2 separate regions of the Homo sapiens genome follow, and region 2 is linked to region 1. The links are chromatin loops, found by intact Hi-C in ENCODE. Cell type or tissue: Caco-2. All regions are shown on one strand. Links, peaks and the distances in the headings refer to the core of each region. The heading gives the core; the rest is flanking DNA.

What was found. A loop is a pair of places that touch in the nucleus more often than their neighbours do. Peaks named below come from ENCODE experiments on the same cell type or tissue, not always from the same donor. Only the 100,000 strongest peaks of a DNase experiment are listed, where the experiment ranks them.
Region 2: a loop joins it to region 1, with 4 times the contacts of the local background. A loop is called at or near these places in 2 of 110 quality-filtered maps.

The regions. Positions count from the first base shown.
Region 1 is chrX:48,756,609-48,765,534 of GRCh38, forward strand. GLOD5 (glyoxalase domain containing 5) reads left to right here and starts at 5,139. Exons shown (of 4, transcript NM_001080489.3): 1 at 5,139-5,245. The coding sequence starts at 5,183. RefSeq lists a cis regulatory region at 4,891-5,633, an enhancer at 8,417-8,711 and a silencer at 8,417-8,711. In Caco-2, for the core only: a CTCF peak has its summit at 5,399; a DNase peak (open chromatin) is centred at 5,403.
Region 2 is chrX:48,626,530-48,635,455 of GRCh38, forward strand. All of the region lies in intron 1 of LOC107985695 (a long non-coding RNA gene), which reads left to right. Among named protein-coding and RNA genes, the nearest start is that of WDR13, 34 kb to the left of the region's middle. RefSeq lists an enhancer at 5,299-5,368. In Caco-2, for the core only: a CTCF peak has its summit at 4,992; a DNase peak (open chromatin) is centred at 5,042.

The DNA of each region.
Region 1 (8,926 bases), core at 485-8,484:
CACAGGTATCACAGTGGCCCATGACATTGATGATATTATGCTGAGTAGACATAGTGAGCAAGAAGTAGCAACTACTCTAGACTTATTGGTGAGAAATTTCTGTGTCAGAGGGTAGGAAATAAATTCAACAAAAATTCAGGGATCTTCTACCTCAGTGAAATTTCTAGGAGTCCAGTGGTGTGAGGTCTGTCAACATATTCTTTTTTTTTTTTTTTTTTTTTTTGAGATGGAGTCTCGCTCTGTCACCCAGGCTGGAGTGCAATGATGCAATCTCGGCTCACTGCAAACTCCACCTCCCTGTTCAAGCGATTCTCCTGCCTCAGCCTCCTGAGTAGCTGGGATTACAGGCACACGCCACCATGCCCAGCTAATTTTTGTATTTTTAGTAGAGATGGGGTTTCACCACGTTGGTCAGGTTGGTCTCAAACTCCTGACCTCATGATCCGTCCGCCTCAGCCTCCCAAAGTGCTGGGATTACAGGCGTGAGCCACTGCACCCAGCCAATATATTCCTTCTAAGATGAAGGATAAGTAGTTGCATCTGGCCCCTCCTACAATCAAAAAAGAGGCACAATGCCTGGCACACCTATTTGGATTTTGGAAGCAACACATTCCTCATTTGGGTATGTTACACATGCCCGTTTACCAAATGACCTGAAAAGCTGCAAGTTTTGTGTGGGGCCCAGAACAGGAGAAGGCTCTGCAACATGTCCAGGCTGCTGTGCAAGCTACTTTGCCACTTGGGCCATAGGACCCAGGAGATCCAGTGGTGCTTGAAGTGACAGTGGCAGATAGGGATACTGTTTGGAGCTCTTGGCAGGCCGCTATAAGTTAGTCATAGCCTAGCCCTCTAGGATTTTGTTTTATTTTATTTTTTGAGACAGGGTCTTGCTCTGTCACCCAGGCTGGAGTGCAGTGGCACAACACAGCTCACTGCAGCCTTGACCTTTCAGGCTCAGGTGATCCTCCCACTTCAGCCTCCCTAGTAGCTGGGACTGACTGCAGGTGTGCACCACCACATCTGGCTAACTTTTGTATTTTTTGTAGAGATAGGGTTTCCCAATGTTCCCGAGGCTGGTCTCGAACTCTTGGGCTCAGGCAATCCACACGTCTCAGCCCCCCAAATGAAATTTGGTGAGCCTCCTTTAGGATTTTGGAGCAAAGCCCTGCTATTCTCTGCAGATAACTACCCTCCTTTTGAGAAACAGCTCTTGGCTGGGTGTGGTGGATCACTCCTTTAATCCCAGCACTTTGGGAGGTTGAGGCCAACACATCTCTCTCTTGAGCACAGGAGTTCGAGACCACCCTGGGCAACATGGCAAAAATCCATCTCTACAAAAAAATACAAAAATTATTAATAGCTGGGTGGGGTGGTGCATGCCTGTAGTCCCACCTACTCAGGAAGCTGAGGTGGGAAGATCGCTTGAGCCCAGGAGGTCGAGGCTGTAGTGAGCTGTAATTGTGCCACTGCAGTGCAGCCTGGGTGACAAAGTGAGACCCTGTCTCAAAAAAAAAAAAAAAAAAGAGAGAGAGAGAGAAACAGCTCTTGGTCTGCTACTGGGTCTTAGTAGAAACTAAATACTTGACCATGGGCCACCAAGTTACATCATTCCTGCCCATCATGAACTGGGTGTTACCTGACTAACCAAGAGTCGGTGTGCCCAGCAGTGCTCCATCGTCGAATGGAAATGGGAAATATGTGATGGGGCCTAAGCAGGCCCTGAAGACACAAGTAAGTTACATGAGGAAGAGGCCTAAATGCCCATGGTCCCCACTCCTTCTACCTTGCCTCCTTTCTCCCAGCCTGCAACTGTGGCCTCATGGGGAGTTCCCTACAATTAGTTGACAGAGGAAGAGAAGACTTGGGCCTGGTTTACAGATGATTCTGCATGTTATGCAGGCACACTCTGAAAGTGGACAGCTGAAGCACTATGGCCCCTTTCTGAGACACCTCTGAAGGACAGTGGAAAAGGACAGTTAATAAGGGGTGGACTTGTGATGGTAAATTTTGTGTCAACTTGATAGGGACCCAGGGTGCCCTGTTGAATATTATTTCTGGGTGGATCTGTGAGGGTGTTTCCAGATGAGGTTAGCATATGAATTGTTGGACTGAGTAAGGCAGATGGCTCTGCCCATTGTAAATGGGCATCACCCAATCCACTGAAGGTTGGAATAGAACAAAAAAGACGGAGGAAGGTGGAATTTGCTCTCTGCGTGACTGCTTGAGGTAGAACACCAGTCCTTTGCCCTTGGCTGGTACTTACACCATCAGCCCTTTTTTTGTTTTGTTTTGTTTTGTTTTTTAGAGACAGAGTCTTGCTCTGTCACCCAGGCTGAAGTGCAGTGGCACAATCTCGGCTCACTGCAACCTCCACCTCCCAGGTTCAAGCGATTCTCCTGCCTCAGCCTCCTGAGTAGCTGAGATTACAGGTGTGCGCCACCACGCCCAGATAATTTTTGTATTTTTAGTAGGGATGGGGTTTTGCCATGTTAGCCAGGCTGGTCTTGAATTCCTGACCTCAAGTGATCCAACCACCTTGGCCTCCCAAAACGCTGGGATTACAGGCGTGAGACACCATGCCCAGCCAACACCATCAGCCCTTTGGTTCTCAGAACAACACCACTGGCTCTCCTGGGTCTCCAGCTTGCTGATGGCATATTGTGGAACTTCTCAGCTTCCAAAATCACAGGAGCCAATCCTTGTAATATATTACATATTGGTTCTGTTTCTCCTACTGGTTCTGTTTCTCTGGAGAACTCTAATACACCCAGCAATTCCACTTCTAATTCTAGTACTCAGACATGTGCACAGAGCTGTGGGAACAAGGCTGGTAGGAACAAACAACCAGGAAAATCTTGTAAATGTTCACTGATACCCAAGGACTATTGCAGAGTGAAACGAATAATGAGGGTTCATGTTACAGCACAGAGTGCCCACTGGACGTGACACAGAATGGATGGGACTTGTGTGTACCTGCAAGGGTGGGGGTTATCTTCTACAGGATGTGCTATAGGCAGGGAAAAGCAAGGGGGAGTCAGTTACAGTGACCTAGTGCATGTGTGTAGTGTGCGCACACACACACTATGGAAACACAGGGAACTGTATCTGGAAGGAAACACCAGAATCTGACCCCAGTGGTCATTCTGGGGGAATGGGGATAGAGATGATTGCTAGAGTCCATGTACTGATGTGTTGTTCAAATCTTTTTTTTTTTTTTTTTTTTCGAGAGAAAGAGTCTCCTTCTGTCATCCAGGCTGGAGTACAGTGGCACGATCTCAGCCCACTGCAACCTCTGCCACCAATTCAAGTGATTCTTGTGCCTCAGCCTCCCGAGTAGCTGGGATTACAGCTGCGTGCCACCATGCCCGGCTAATTTTTGTATTTTTAGTAGAGATGGGGGTTTCACCATATTGGCCAGGCTGGTCTTGAACTCCTGATCTCAATTGATCCACCCGCCTTAGCCTCCCAAAGTGCTGGAATTACAGGTGTGAGCCACCACCCTCAGCCTGTTTTTCAAATCTTTTATACAAACCTGTATTCACATATTATTTGTGTAACTCTTTTTAAAGGAAAATCATATGCTTAAAAACAATATCTGGCCGGGCACGGTGGCTCACGCCTGTAATCCCAACACTTCAGGAGGCCAAAGCAGGCCAATTGTAGGCAACATAGCAAGACCTCATCCCTACTAAAAATACAAAAATTAGCCAGGCGTGGTGACACACACCTGTAGTCCCAGCTACCCAGGAGGCTGAGGCAGGAGGATCCCTTGAGCCCAGGAGTTTGAGGCTGCACTGAGCCATCATGGCGCCAGTGGGCTCCAGCATGGGTGACAAAGTGAGACACTGTCTCAAAAAAAAACAAAAACAAAACAATATCCACAACACAAAGTGTTTGTGTTGGGGGTAACTAGAAACAAAAATCTCAAACTCACATGCTCCAGGGGCCAGACAAGTAACCTGTAAGGGAGATGGGGGAGTTCTGCTCAGGGTAAAGTGAACAGCAACTGGGCTGATGAATGTTCTCTGACTCTCAGCAGCGGAAGGTGAGGGTGAGTGAAGGGTGAGTGGGGAGGAGGAGGAAGACTGCAAATCTCATCCCCCAAAACTCATCCCCCAAAATAATTCAGGAACATCACACCCTGGGGCTCAGAACTTTTTTTTTTTTAAACAGAGTCTCACTCTGTCACCCAGGCTGGAGTGCAATGGCGCGATCTCGGCTCACTGCAACCTCCGCCTCCCGGGTTCAAACTATTCTCCTGCCTCAGGCTCCTGAATAGCTGGGACTACAGGTGCACACCACCATGCCTGGGTAATTTTTGTATTTTTAGTAGAGATGGAGCTTTACCATGTTGGCCAGGCTGGTCTCGAACTCCCAGCCTCAAGTAATCCGTCCACCTTGGCCTCCCAAAGTGCTGGGATTACAGGCGTGAGCCACCGTGCTTGACCAAGGGGCTCAGAACTCTTAAGAGTTCAGGGATCTTGGCTTGGAAACAGACACCTAATGGGTCAGAGCAGTCATACTCTAACTCAGATAGCTCACAACTTCATACCCCTGACACACACTCTCAAACAGCTCACAGATCTCACACTTTGGAGACATACCCCTAAGTAGACCAGAGGCATCACACGCTAGAATAAAGATCCCCTTAATACTTGGTGGTTTTTCAGTATTATTATTATTGAGATGGAGTCTTGCTCTGTCACCCAGGCTGAAATGCAATGGCGCCATCTCGGCTCACTGCAACCTCCGCCTCCCGGATTCACGCGATTCTCCTGCCTCAGCCTCCCAAGTAGCTGGGATTACAGGCGCCCGCCACCATGCCTGGCTAATGTTTTGTATTTTTAGTAAAGATAGGGTTTTGCCATGTTGTCCAGGCTGGTCTCGAAATCCTGATCTCAGGTGATCCACGTGCCTTGTCCTCCCAAAGTGCTGGGATTACAGGCATGAACCACCGCACCCAGCCTTCAGTGTTAACAAGAAGTAATCCCTTACACACATCCACTTTAAGCTTTCAATTTTGAGGCCCTGAATTTAATGTTAAAGTCCTTCCATTTGCACTACCTACCTGTGTCACCTCCCACAGTCCTCAGCCTGTGCCCTCCCATTCCTGCCCCTTGATCTCCAGGCGCTGAGCCAGAGGATTGTCGGGAGGACCCTGGGCAAAGACGCCTACCCTGCCATGCTGCGCCATCTGCCCTCCAGGCTGCCAGTCAAGATGTGGGGCAGGACTTTGGAGAAACAGGTGAACAAGATGGCCCCTGGGGATCTGGGGCAAGGGTGTTGGCACTGAAACTGGTCTAGTAACCTGTTTCCCTTCTCTGCGGGCTCCCATTTCCTGTCCTCCTCTCTCCCTTTCTCTTTCAGAGACAAGCAGAGGGCAGCAGAGGCCCATGGAAAGGCCCGGCTCTAAGCCATGGAGGGCCCTGTGCTCAGGTGTGCAGGGCTGGGCCGGGGCTGAGGGCTGGCTCCTCCCCCAGTTTAGCCAGGGACAGGTGGAGAGATACAAAGGTGGCTCACGCAGGGTGCCCCCAAAGCTGTCATGATTAAGGCCATGTGGAGAGAGGCTAGGAAACACAGCGCTGACCTTGAGCTTTAGGAGAGGAATTCAGAGGCCCCTGGCAACCTGAAGGGGACCTTGAAGAGGACCCTGTAGGAAGACAGAACACTTCCCTGTAGAGGAGGCCAAAGGAGGAAGGACATGGTGTTCCGGGCACTCTGACTATAGGGATTTTATATGCTGTGGTGAGAAATAAAATGGATTATATTTTTGTAGAGTGTGTAAAACGGGGCTTGGCACACAGTAAGCCTTGTGTGATTACTATGTCTTTTTTTTTTTTTTTTTTTGAGACCGAGGTTTGCTCTTGTCGCCCAGGGTGGAGTGCAGTGGTGCAATCTCAGGTCACTGCAACCTCTGCCTCCCAGGTTCAAGCGATTCTCCTGCCTCAGCCTCCCGAGTAGGGGATTACAGGTGCACGTCACCATGCCCAGCTAATTTTTGTATTTTTAATAGAGACAGGATTTCACCATGTAGGCCAGGCTGGTCTCAAACTCCTGACCTCATGTAATCCACCCACCTTGGCCTCCCAAAGTGCTAGGATTACAGACGTGAGCCACTGCACCCAGTCCTTTGTGTGATGACTATGTCTTGATCATCATTTTATAAAGCAGGCTTTGTAACTTCACCTCCAAGAGTCTGCAGGATCCAGACCCTGCCTTGCCCTCCCACTTATCTCTCACTCACTCTTGGGTTCTGAGCTACGCTGGCCTTCCTGTTATTGAAGACAGCCATCCCTGCTCGTCCTTGAATTTGCAAGGATGGAGCTCCGAGTCTGCAAAGCAGGATCTGGGGAGTGAATCTAAGCTGGCAGGGAAGAATAGAATAATGGGAGGAATAGGTGGAGTTTATTTCTAACAGACTATCAAAATGATGCAGATGTGGCCAAAGCAGTGCTTAGAGGAAATCTATAGTTCTAAATGCACAGATCAGAAAAGTAGAAAAGTTGAAAATCAATGACCTGAGCTTCCCTATCAAGAAACTGGGAAAAGAATGGCAAGTGGAACCTAAGAAAGTAGAAGGAAGGAAATTATAACAGCAGAAACTGGTGAAATAGAAAGCAAAGATACAATAAAGCCAACAATGTTAAAAGTTGATTCTTTGAACAGATTAATAAAATACTAGCAATGTCTATTTTCTCTCGAGAAATTAAGAAAATATATGGATTGCCAATATCAGGAATATAAACAGGGTATTGTGACAGATTCTACAGATGTTAGAAGGTTAATAAGGGCTGGGTGCAGTGGCTCATGCCTGTAACCCCAACACTCTGGGAGGCTGAGGAGGGAGGATTGCTTGAGCCCAGGAATTCAAGACCAGCCTGGGAAACATAGTGAGCCCTCACCTCTACAAAAAAAAAGAAAAAAGAAAACAAAAAATAGTTGGGCATGGTGGCACACACCTGTAATCCCAGCTACTAGGGAGGCTGAAGTAGGAGGATTGCTTGAGTCCAGGAGGTTGAGGCTGCAGTGAGCTGTGATCATGCCACCATGCTCCAGGCTGGGCAACAAAGCAAGACCCTGTCTCAAAAAGGGAATTAAAAAAGAAAGTTAATAAAATTTATTTCAACATATGACTTTATTTTCAATGGAGCCAAAATGTCGGTCATTTTCTCTTTCTGCAGTTCCTATGTCCATGTGGATCTTTTGTATCCACCGGGAGAGCAAAACTCAGCAACTTTGCTAATGCCTCCTCCACTCAGGAAAATAGAATGGTACAGGATTTTTTTTAGCTGGAGCTCAGTGAAATCAATTGTTTAAAATGGGCTGGTTTCAATGGAACTAAACGCAGTGGAATAGAAAATAATAAAATAGCAAAGGGTAGAACAGAATAGAATGGAATCCAATGGAATCGAATCGAACAGAATAGAAACTAGTCAGACTTTGTGCCAAGCACTGTCCCTAGTTGTTGCAGTAGATATTTATTTATTGAACAAATATGATTGAACTAGTTGTTTGGGAAAGAGTGGGGAACAAAACAGACAGAAGTCCCTGCTCTTATGAAGCTTACATTCTAGTCAGGGAGACAGGCATTACCATCTGCAAAGGCCCATAAATGAAAGGTACAAGGGTGGTCCTTATGAGGAACAGGCTAAAGGACAGTGTAGATTGGAGTTCAAGAGCAATGGATGAGGCTGTAGAGATAGGGTGTCATTGTAACTGGAGTCTAGATTTTAACAAGATGACCACACATCATCATCATCATCAATCGTTTTATAGCACTTGATATGTATTAGGCATTGTTCTATGCCCTTAAAAACAGTACTTTTTTAAAACTCTCACAATAATCCTACATGTATAAAATCATGCTCATTTTATAGAAGGGGAAACCAAGGCACAGATAAATTAGATAAATTATTTAAACGTCAATCTGGTTCCAGAATCTTCTTTTTTTTTTTTTTTTTTAGATACAGTCTTGCTCTGTCACCCAGGAGTCCGGTTGAGTGATCATAGCTCATTGCAACCTCCGCCTCCCAGGCTCAAGTGATCCTCCCACCCCAGGCCCCCAAGTAACCAGAACTACACGTGAGCGCCCCACAACCTAATTTTCATATTTTTTTGTAGATACAGGGTCTCACTGTGTTGCCTAGGCTGATCTCAAACTCCTAGGTTCAAGGGATCTGTCTGCCTCAGCCTTCCAAAGTGCTGAGATTACAGGTGCCACCACTAGAATCTATTCTTTTAAGCATTATACTCCATTGCCTATAGTGCCAGACCACAGGTGCTTTATAATCCTGTAGCATAGATACTATAAATATTCAAATTACTAAATAATTCAAGTCAAGAGAAAGATCTGATGGGAAGTGTGCTGAGGGCGGGAAAGTGGAAGGTTGGGGAGTGGTCCTCCCTCTGGGTGTCAAGGTGGATCTGTAAACACGCACGCCCAGAAACCTTCATTTCTTCTGAGATGCCCCCTTCTTGTCTTGTTCTCTGTGACTGAAGCTGCAGAATGGGAAAGGAGGGGGCTGGGTAAAATTGGCCAATTCACAGGACTGGGCCTCCTCTGTGTCTTGTCACTTCTTGGAAAAGAGATGAATTCTATTTAGGGAAAAACAGGGGAGGGCATTGTCTTGGTCTCCACTCCCCTAATCTTCACTTCTGGAAGAGGAGAAAGGGAACAAGAAGGCTGGGTGCAGTGGCTCACCCCTGTAATCCCAGCACTCTGGGAGGCCGAGGTAGGCAGATCACTTGAGGTCAGGAGTTTGAGTTTAAGACCAGCCTGACCAACATAGTGAAACCCCGTCTCTACTAAAAATACAAAAATTAGCTGGGCGTGGTGACACACACCTGTAGTACCAGCTACTCAGGGGGCTGAAGCAGGAGAATCGCTTGAAGCTGGGAGGCGGAGGTTGCAGTGAGGTGAGATTGT
Region 2 (8,926 bases), core at 681-8,680, 130 kb before region 1:
CTACCATATTCTATTTGTTTTGAGTCACAAAATCCAGACCACACTCAAGGCGGGGGGCACAGACACCAGGATGGGGAATCATCAGGGACCACCTCAAAGGCTGACCACAGCATTGCCCCTAAAATGTATGGGGCCCCAGACAAGTATTTTTTGCAGGAACTCTGTCTATATAAACAATTTAAATACAAAATGTATTACAAGATCATGAGTCCATATGAGGTATTGGGATTTACTGATGAAGATTTTAATTTATTTATTTTAGAGATGGGGTCTTGCTCTGTCACGCAAGCTGGAATGCAGTGGCGTGATCTCACCTCACTGCAGCCTCAAATTCCTGGGCTCAAATGATCTTCCCACCTTGGCCTCCAGAGTAGCTGGAATTATAGGCATGACGCCACTATGCTCAGCTAATTAAAAATTTTTGTTGTTGTTGGTGGAGATAGTGTCTTGCTTTTGGAGGGTAAAGGTTTAGAACAATGTGTCGACCCATTGTGAAGTGAAATAAATCAATCAATAAATAAAATAGAACAGTGTGTATGTCTGGGTGTGGTGACTCACCCAACTACTTGGGAGGCTGAGGTGGAGCCCAGGGTTGAGAAATGTTCAAGGCTGCAGTGAGCCATGATGGCACCACTGCACTTCAGCCTGTCTCTAAAAAGAAAAATTTTTAAATGAAATAATGCTATAGCTGTCATAAATTTGTAGGTACTAATTAATAGAGTGGCAAGATGCAAAAAGTATAACCTCTGGGAAATGTAATAAATAAATGATGGAAATATACCAGAAGCAGGAGGCTTTAACTTACCTTTGTCAGCAAATGACAGCTCTAGTAGACAAAAACAAAAACAGTATAATTAATAAAGCTATATCAAATTCTCTTTTCTTAAAACCATGAATACATCTTTTAGTCAGTCAGCAACTATGGAACATTAGTAATCACTGGCCATAATATTAGGCCACAGAGAAAAGTTTAATAAATTCCAAAAAGTAGAATGGATACAGACCACATTCTTTGACCATAATGCAATAAACATAAACATGGACTTTTTCTTTTTTCTTTCCCTTTCTTTTTTTTTTCTTTTCTTTTTTTTTTGAGACAGAGTCTTGCTCTGTCACCCAGGCTAGAGGGCAGTGGTGTGATCATGGTTCACTGCAGCCTCTGCCTCTTGGGCTCAAGTGATTCTCCTACCTCAGCCTCCTGAGTAGCTGGGACTACAGGCGTGAGCCACCACACCCAGCTAACTTTTTGTATTTTTTTGTAGAGACGGAGTTTTGCCATGTTGCCCAGGCTGGTCTTGAACTCCTGAGCTCAAGCAATCCTCCTGCTTCGGCCTCTCAAAGTACTGGGATTACAGGTGTGAGCCACCAGGTCTGGCCAAACTTGGATTTTTTAAAACAAAAATAAAACCACAAAACTCCAATAGCTCAGGGAAAAAAGATTTAGCTCTCTCACGTTTTATAATATCCAGTGCTGTCAAGAGTATGAGGAAAACTGATAATATATAACAGGTGGCAGTATAAAATTCAGCAAGCATTTTAGAAAAAGTTTCACAGTATTTATCAAAGTTTTACATTTATATACATTTTGATCCAGGATTTTTTTTTTTTTTGGCTAGGAATTTGCTCTTTGTGTGTGTGGTTTTTTTTTTTGTTTTGTTTTTACTTTGTAAATTTACTTAAAAAAATAGCTGTCTGCATATTTTTAATGGATGAGTAAACCAAAAATATATAAACAGCTATTTATAAAGGGGTGAATAAAAAAAGATAAAATAGTTTCTTATGGGTGGAGGGAGAGGGAAGAAGGTTGAGGAGACAGGGATAGAAGCTAGATTTATCTAAATATACCATATTATTATTATTATTATTATTATTTTGAGACGGAGTCTCACTGTGTCGCCCAGGCTGGAGTGCAGTGGCACGATCTCGGCTCACTGCAACCTCCGCCACCCGGGTTCACGCCATTCTCCTGCCTCAGCTTCCCGAGTAGCTGGCACTACAGGCTCCCGCCACCACACCCGGCTAATTTTTTTGTATTTTTAGTAGAGACGGGGTTTCACCGTGTTAGCCAGGATGGTCTTGATCTCCTAACCTCGTGATCCACACGCCTTGGCCTCCCAAAGTGCTGGGATTACAGGCGTGAGCCACTGCGCCTGGCCCATATTATTATTATTTATCTTTTGAATATACTGTACTATTATTGAGAACCATGCAAACACAGTATCATTGTATAATCATTATTATATAAAATTATGTATTATTTAAAAATTGCATCATATCAAAAGGAAGTTATAGATTACTGGGGTCATATCAAGCAAGTTTCAAAGGCTCCCATTGGCCAAAGATGGGGCAATTTGAGCATCAAAAAGAACAATAACTGCAATAGATTGAAATACATCACCTAGCCCTCAGGGCAGAATGATGCCACAAAATCTCCCTGGCCACCTTTGGAGGATGCTAGTGAACCAACTCATTCTGAAAACTGATAAATAAAGAGAGAGACAAAGTAACTGACTAGATAATTGATTAAAGAATTATTATTTTTGAGATATGATCATGATTTACTGCTAACTTGTTAAAAGCTCTTATCATTTGGGCCGGGCGCGGTGGCTCACGCCCGTAATCCCAGCACTTTGGGAGGCTGAGGCGGGCGGATCACAAGGTCAAGAGATGGAGACCATCCTGGCCAACATGGTGTAACCCCGACTCTACTAAAAATACAAAAATTAGCTGGGCGTGGTGGTGTGCACCTGTAGTCCCAGCTACTCGGGAGGCTGAAGCAGGAGAATTGCTTGAACCTGGGAGACGGAGGTTGCAGTGAGCCGAGATTGCACCACTGCACTCCAGCCTGGCAACAGAGCAAGACTCTGTCTCAAAAAAAAAAAACAAAAAAAGGAAAAGTTCTTATCATTTACAGCAACATCTTGAGAGATTCATGGGTAAAATGATGTAATATCTGGGTGTTGCTTCAAAATAATCCAGTGGGGATGTGGGTAGAGGACATAAAAGAAACAACATTGGCTGTGAATTGATAAATGTTGAACTAGGTGATGACTACATGGAGATTTATTGTATTGTTCTCTCTACTTTTTTATACGCTTGAAATTTTCCATAACAGAAAAATAATTTTATGGAGGCAAAAGCTGTAAACAGTGTTCTATGCCTATATTGAGAGTATGACTCATGACTTTTTTTTAAAAAAAGCCAGACCTGACCTTAAAAATTTCTTTTATTTTAATTTAATTAAAAAAAATTTTTTTAGAGACAGCGTCTCACTTTGTCGCCCAGACTGGAGTGCACTGGTGTGCTCATAGCTCATTGTGCAGCTTTGAACTCCTGGGCTCAAGCGATCCTTCCACCTTAGCTTCTTGAGTAGCTGAGACTACAGGCACGAACCACCACACCCAACTAATGTCTTTATATTTTATATTATTTTATTATAATTTTATTTTACTGTATTTTATTTATTTGTTTGTTTTGAGACAGGGTCTTTGCTCTGTCACCCACGCTGGAGTGCAGTGGCATGATCTCAGCTCACTGGAGCCTTGACTTCCTGGGCTCAAGTGATCCTCCCACCTCAGTCTCCCAAGTAGCTGGGACTACAGGCATGCACCACCACACCTGGCTAATTTTTAAAAAATTTTGGTAGCAATGGGACCTCAACATGTTGCCCAGGCTGGTCTCAAACTCCTGGACTCAAGCAATCCTCCCTCCTCAGCTTCCCAAAATGTTGGGATTAGAGGCATTGAACCACTGCACCTGGCCTATTTTATTTTTGAAAATAGAGACAGGTGGGGGGGGTGGGTGTCTCCCTATATTGCTCAGGCTGGTCCCGAACTCCTGGTCTCAAGTGATCCTTTTGGCTTCCCAAAGTGCTGGGATTACATGAGCCACCACTCCTGGCCACTGTGCTGGGTTTAATTGTGGAGAACTATAACTAAGCATTGTCTTTAAAAAACGAGTACATTGGCCGGGCGCGGTGGCTCACGCCTGTAATCTCAGCACTCTGGGAGGCGGAGGCGGGCGGATCACGAGGTCAGGAGATCGAGACCATCCTGGCTAACACGGTGAAACCCCCATCTCTACTAAAAATACAAAAAATTAGCCGGGCGTGGTGGCGGGCACCTGTAGTCCCAGCTACTCGGGAGGCTGAGGCAGGAGAATGGCGTGAACCCAGGAGGCGGAGCTTGCAGTGAGCCGAGATCGCACCACTGCACTCCAGCCTGGGCGACAGAGTGAGACTGCCTCAAAAAAAAAAAAAAAAAAAAAAGAGTACATTTTGGGCCGGTTGCAGTGGCTCACATCTACAATCCCAGTACTTTGGGAGGCCGAGGCAGGCGGATCACCTGAAGTCAGAAGTTGGAGACCAGCCTGGGCAACACGGCAAAACCCCGTCTCTACTAAAAAAACATAAAAACTAGCCAGGCATGTTGGCGGGCGTCTGTAATCCCAGCTACTCGGGAGGCTAAGGCAGGAAAATTCCTTGAACCTGGGAGGTGGAGGTTGCAGTGAGCCCGGATCACGCCACTGCACTCCAGCCTGGGAGACAGAGGGAGACTCCATCTCAAAAAAAAATTAAAATTAAATTAAAATAAAAAAAGAACATTTTGGCCTACAATTCCTGACAAAGATGGAATGTGGGCAAATGCATGATGACCTGGATTATTTCTGGGAGAATTGTAAAGAGTTTCTGTAGTCAGCAGAAATGCTTTGAATACTTTCCATATATTAGTTCATTAATCCCCCATGAAGTACAAGTAGGGGAAACTGAGGCACAGGGAAGTTGACTAATTTGCCCAGGGTCACAAAGTGAGTAAGTGGCAGAACCGCTATTTGAACCTAGCTGCGCTCATAGTGCTTTAATCTTCAATCAGCGAGGATCGTCAAGTTGGCTGCTGGATCTTTCTGGATCTTTTTTTCATTACCTCGCCTTTCATGTTGTTTGTCCACATAGCTTGAGGCTTTATCACAGATTGCTCTTGGGGGCAGTGTTACTCCAGAAATGCCGGAATGCTCCGCTATTCCTCACTCCACCCCTAAATATACAGCATCTCCTCCCGCCCTTAAGCTCTGAAAAAAATGCTGCGGAGCCAGAAAGGCTGCAGAAAGCCGGGTGTGACCACTGGCTCTGTAGCCAACCTGTTCCCTGCTGCTGCTGCTGCTGCTGCTGCTGCTGCTGCTGCAGTCGTTTGGTTTCCTCTTTGAATCTGAGATGATTCTGAGGTCTACACTGCAAACTCTTGGCATATATCATTTCTAGAATTCCATTCCTACTCGACCTAGGCTGTGAGTCTGCACTAGTTCGCGGCACGTTAGATCGCGCCCATTTCCCTTATTGGCAAGTTGTCAGGTTGAGGAAGCTCCAGGCCTGGAGGAGGGCATCTCCAGCCACCAGCCATGAAGCCCAGGGCCTCAGGCACCTTCTGGCCTCCGGGTGGCCTCCTCTATTCGCTGACCCAGACACTAGTCCAGTGGTTCCCAAAGTGGGGTTCCCTGGCAGGCAGCAGCTGCCTCGCTGGGAATCTATTAAAAATGCATACTCCCAGGCCCCACCCATGACCCACTGAATCAGAAGCTGTGGGCCTGGGGCCCAGCAGTTGGTGTTTTCAGAAGCCCTCCAGTGGACTCCAATGGTTCCTAGAGTTTCAAAAGCACACTGGGCTAGGCCAGGTGTGCCAAGAGAGAAGTAGCTTTTTGGCTCAAGTCCTCACAGGAATGGTCAGAGGGTCCCCATCAGTCTATCAGTGTGCACCATACAACGCTCACAGAGGGACACACGTGTGCCCGTGTGCATGCGTCCCTGTATGGACTCCAGTTGGAGGGGGAGGGACAGTTTTGCCTTGTGGTTTTGTCACTCGCCATTGGAAAATAGCCCTTTCCCCTACTACTAAATAGCTTCCCATTGTTTTCTAGTCCCTTTACTTCCATTTCAGAGAGTGTTTTCTCTTCTGTGTTTTTTTGTTTGTTTGTTTTTTGAGACGGAGTCTCACTCTCTCACCCAGGCTGGAGTGCAGTGGCGCGATCCTGGCCCATTGCAACCTCCGCCTCCGGGATTCAAGCAATTCTCCTGCCTCAGCCTGCTAAGTAGCTGGGATTACAAGTGCCTGCTACCACACTCACCTAATTTTGTATTTTTAATAGAGATAGGGGTTTTGCCATGTTGGCCAGGTTGGTCTCGAACTCCTGACCTCAGATGATCCACCTGCCTCGACCTCCCAAGTGCTGGGATTACAGGCATGAGCCACCATGCTGGGTCCCTCTTCTCTTTGGAAAAGTCATCCACGTTGGTTGCAAGTTTTTCAGAAAAGAGGGAACTACATTATAGAAATAAATGGCAAACAGACACCCAACACCCAAGGAATAATTTCTCATCTCTGTCCTTTCAATGTGTATATTTCTAAATGTCCGTGTTTATATTTACATAAATTAAAAAAAACGGTTTACTTGTACGTGTCATTTTGTTTTTATCTTAAATTTTTGTGTTTTTAATTTTGGTGATATATCATTTTGGTTGTACTTTTTCACTTCTGTACATACTGTTACATAACATGCAGTTTTCCAGTAACACTAACTTGTGAATGCATATTTTACAATTTTATTTATATTTATTTATTTATTTACTTTTGAGACAGTCTCACTCTGTCTCCCAGGCTGGAGTGCAGTGGCTTGATCTCGGCTCCCTGCAACCTCCACCTCCCAGGTTCAAGCAATTCTCCTGCCTTAGCTTCCCGGGTAGCTGGGATTACAGACCCGCCACCGCGCCTGGCTAATTTTTGTTTTTTTAAGTAGAGACGGGGTTTTACCATGTTGGCCAGGCTGGTCTCAAACTCCTGATCTCAGGTGATCTGCCTGCCTAGGCCTCCCAAAGTGCTGGGATTACAGGCGTGAGCCACCGCGCCCGGCCCCCCCTTTTTTTTTTTTTGAGACTGAGTTTCCATCTTGTTGCCCAGGCTGGAGTACAATGATGCGATCTCAGCTCACCACAACCTCCGCGTCCCGGGTTCCAACGATTCTCCTGCCTCAGCCTCCCCAGTAGCTGGGATTACAGGCATGCACCACCACACCCGGCTAATTTTGTATTTTCGGTAGAGACGGGGTTTCTCCATGTTGGTCAGGCTGATCTCAAACTCCCAACCTCAGGTGATCCGCTCACCTCCACCTCCCAAATTGCTGGGATTACAGGCATGAGCCACCGTGCCTGGCAGGATAGAAGCCATTTTAACTGGGGTGAGATGGTATCTCATTGTAGTTTTGATTTGCATTTCTCTGATGATCAGTGACATTGAGCACCTTTTCCTATGCCTGCTTGTCATTTGTAGGTCTTCTTTTGAGAAATGTCTATTGAGATCTTTTGCCCACTTTTTGATCAGATTATTAGATTTTTTCCTCTAGGGTTGTTTGAGCTCTTTATATATTCTGGTTATTAGTCCCTTGTCAGATGGGTAGTTTGCGAATATTTTCTCCCATTCTTTGGGTTGTCTCTTCACTTTGTGGATTGTTTCCTTTGCTGTGCAGAAGTTTTTTAACTTGATGTGATCCCATTTGTCCATTTTTGCTTTGGTTGCCTGTGTTTGCCAAATTCATTTTACAAGGCCAGCATTACCCTAATGCCAAAGTCAGACACTACAAGAACACTACAGCCAATATCCCTGATGAACATAAATGCAAAAAGCCTGCACGAAATACTAACAAACAAAATCCAACAGCACATTAAAAGGATCATACATCATGACCAAATGGGATTAATCCCTAAGATGCAAGGATGGGTCAACATACATAAATTAATAAATGTGATATACCACATTAACAGAATGAAGGATAACAATCATCTCAAAAGATTCAGAAAGAGTATTTCACAAAAATTCAATGCCACTTCATGATAAAAACTCTAAACTAGGTATAGATGGAATTTACCTAAGCATAATAAAGGCCATATATGCCTGGCTAATTTTTGTATTTTTAATAGAGACGGGGATTCACCACGTTGGCCAGGCTGGTCTTGATCTCCTGACCTCAAATGATCCTCACCTCGGCCTCCCAAAGTGTTGGGATTACAGGCGTGAGCCACCGCACCCTGCCACAATTTTCTTCTAAGATAAAAAAGTTTACATAAGGGTTCTCTGGGATGGAAACAAAAGTTGGACAGAGCCAGGATTATTTTAATAAAATACAATTAATAGGAGTTGTGATAAATGAAATGATGCCCCACAAAAGTGCCCATGTCTTAACCCCCACGTTCTAGGAATATATTATGGTATATGACAAAGAATAGAGGCTGTAGATAAAATCAAGGATGATAATCAGATGACTCTAAAACAAAGAGATTAATTTGAATTATGAGATTGGTGTCTACAGCCATACCACCCTGAATGCACCTGATCTTATCTGAATTATAAGTGTGAGCCTAGGGTAATCACAAAAGTTCTTAAATGGGAATGAGAGGCTAAGAAAATTAATGCTGTGATATGAGAGTCAGATTTTTTTTTAATTTTTTTTTAAATTATGTTGGGCTGGGCACAGTGGCTCACGCCTATAATCCCAGAACTTTGGGAGGCCAAGGCGGGCGGATCACCTGAGGTCAGGAGTTCGAGACAAGCCTGGCCAACATGGTGAAACCCCATCTCTACTAAAAATATAAAAATTAGCCAGGCATGGTGGCAGGTGCCTGTAATCCCAGATTCTTGGGAGGCTGAGGTAAGGGAATTGCTTGAACCTATGAGGCAGAGGTTACAGTGAGCCGAGATCACACCATTGCACTCCAGCCTGGGGGACAAGAGTAAAACTCCGTCACAAAAAAAAAAAAAAAAAAAGTATGTATACACGGCCAGGCACGGTGGCTCACGCCTGTAATCCCAGCACTTTGGGAGGCCAAGGTGGGTGGTTCACTTGAGGTCAAGAGTTGGAGACCAGCCTAGCCAACACGGTGAAA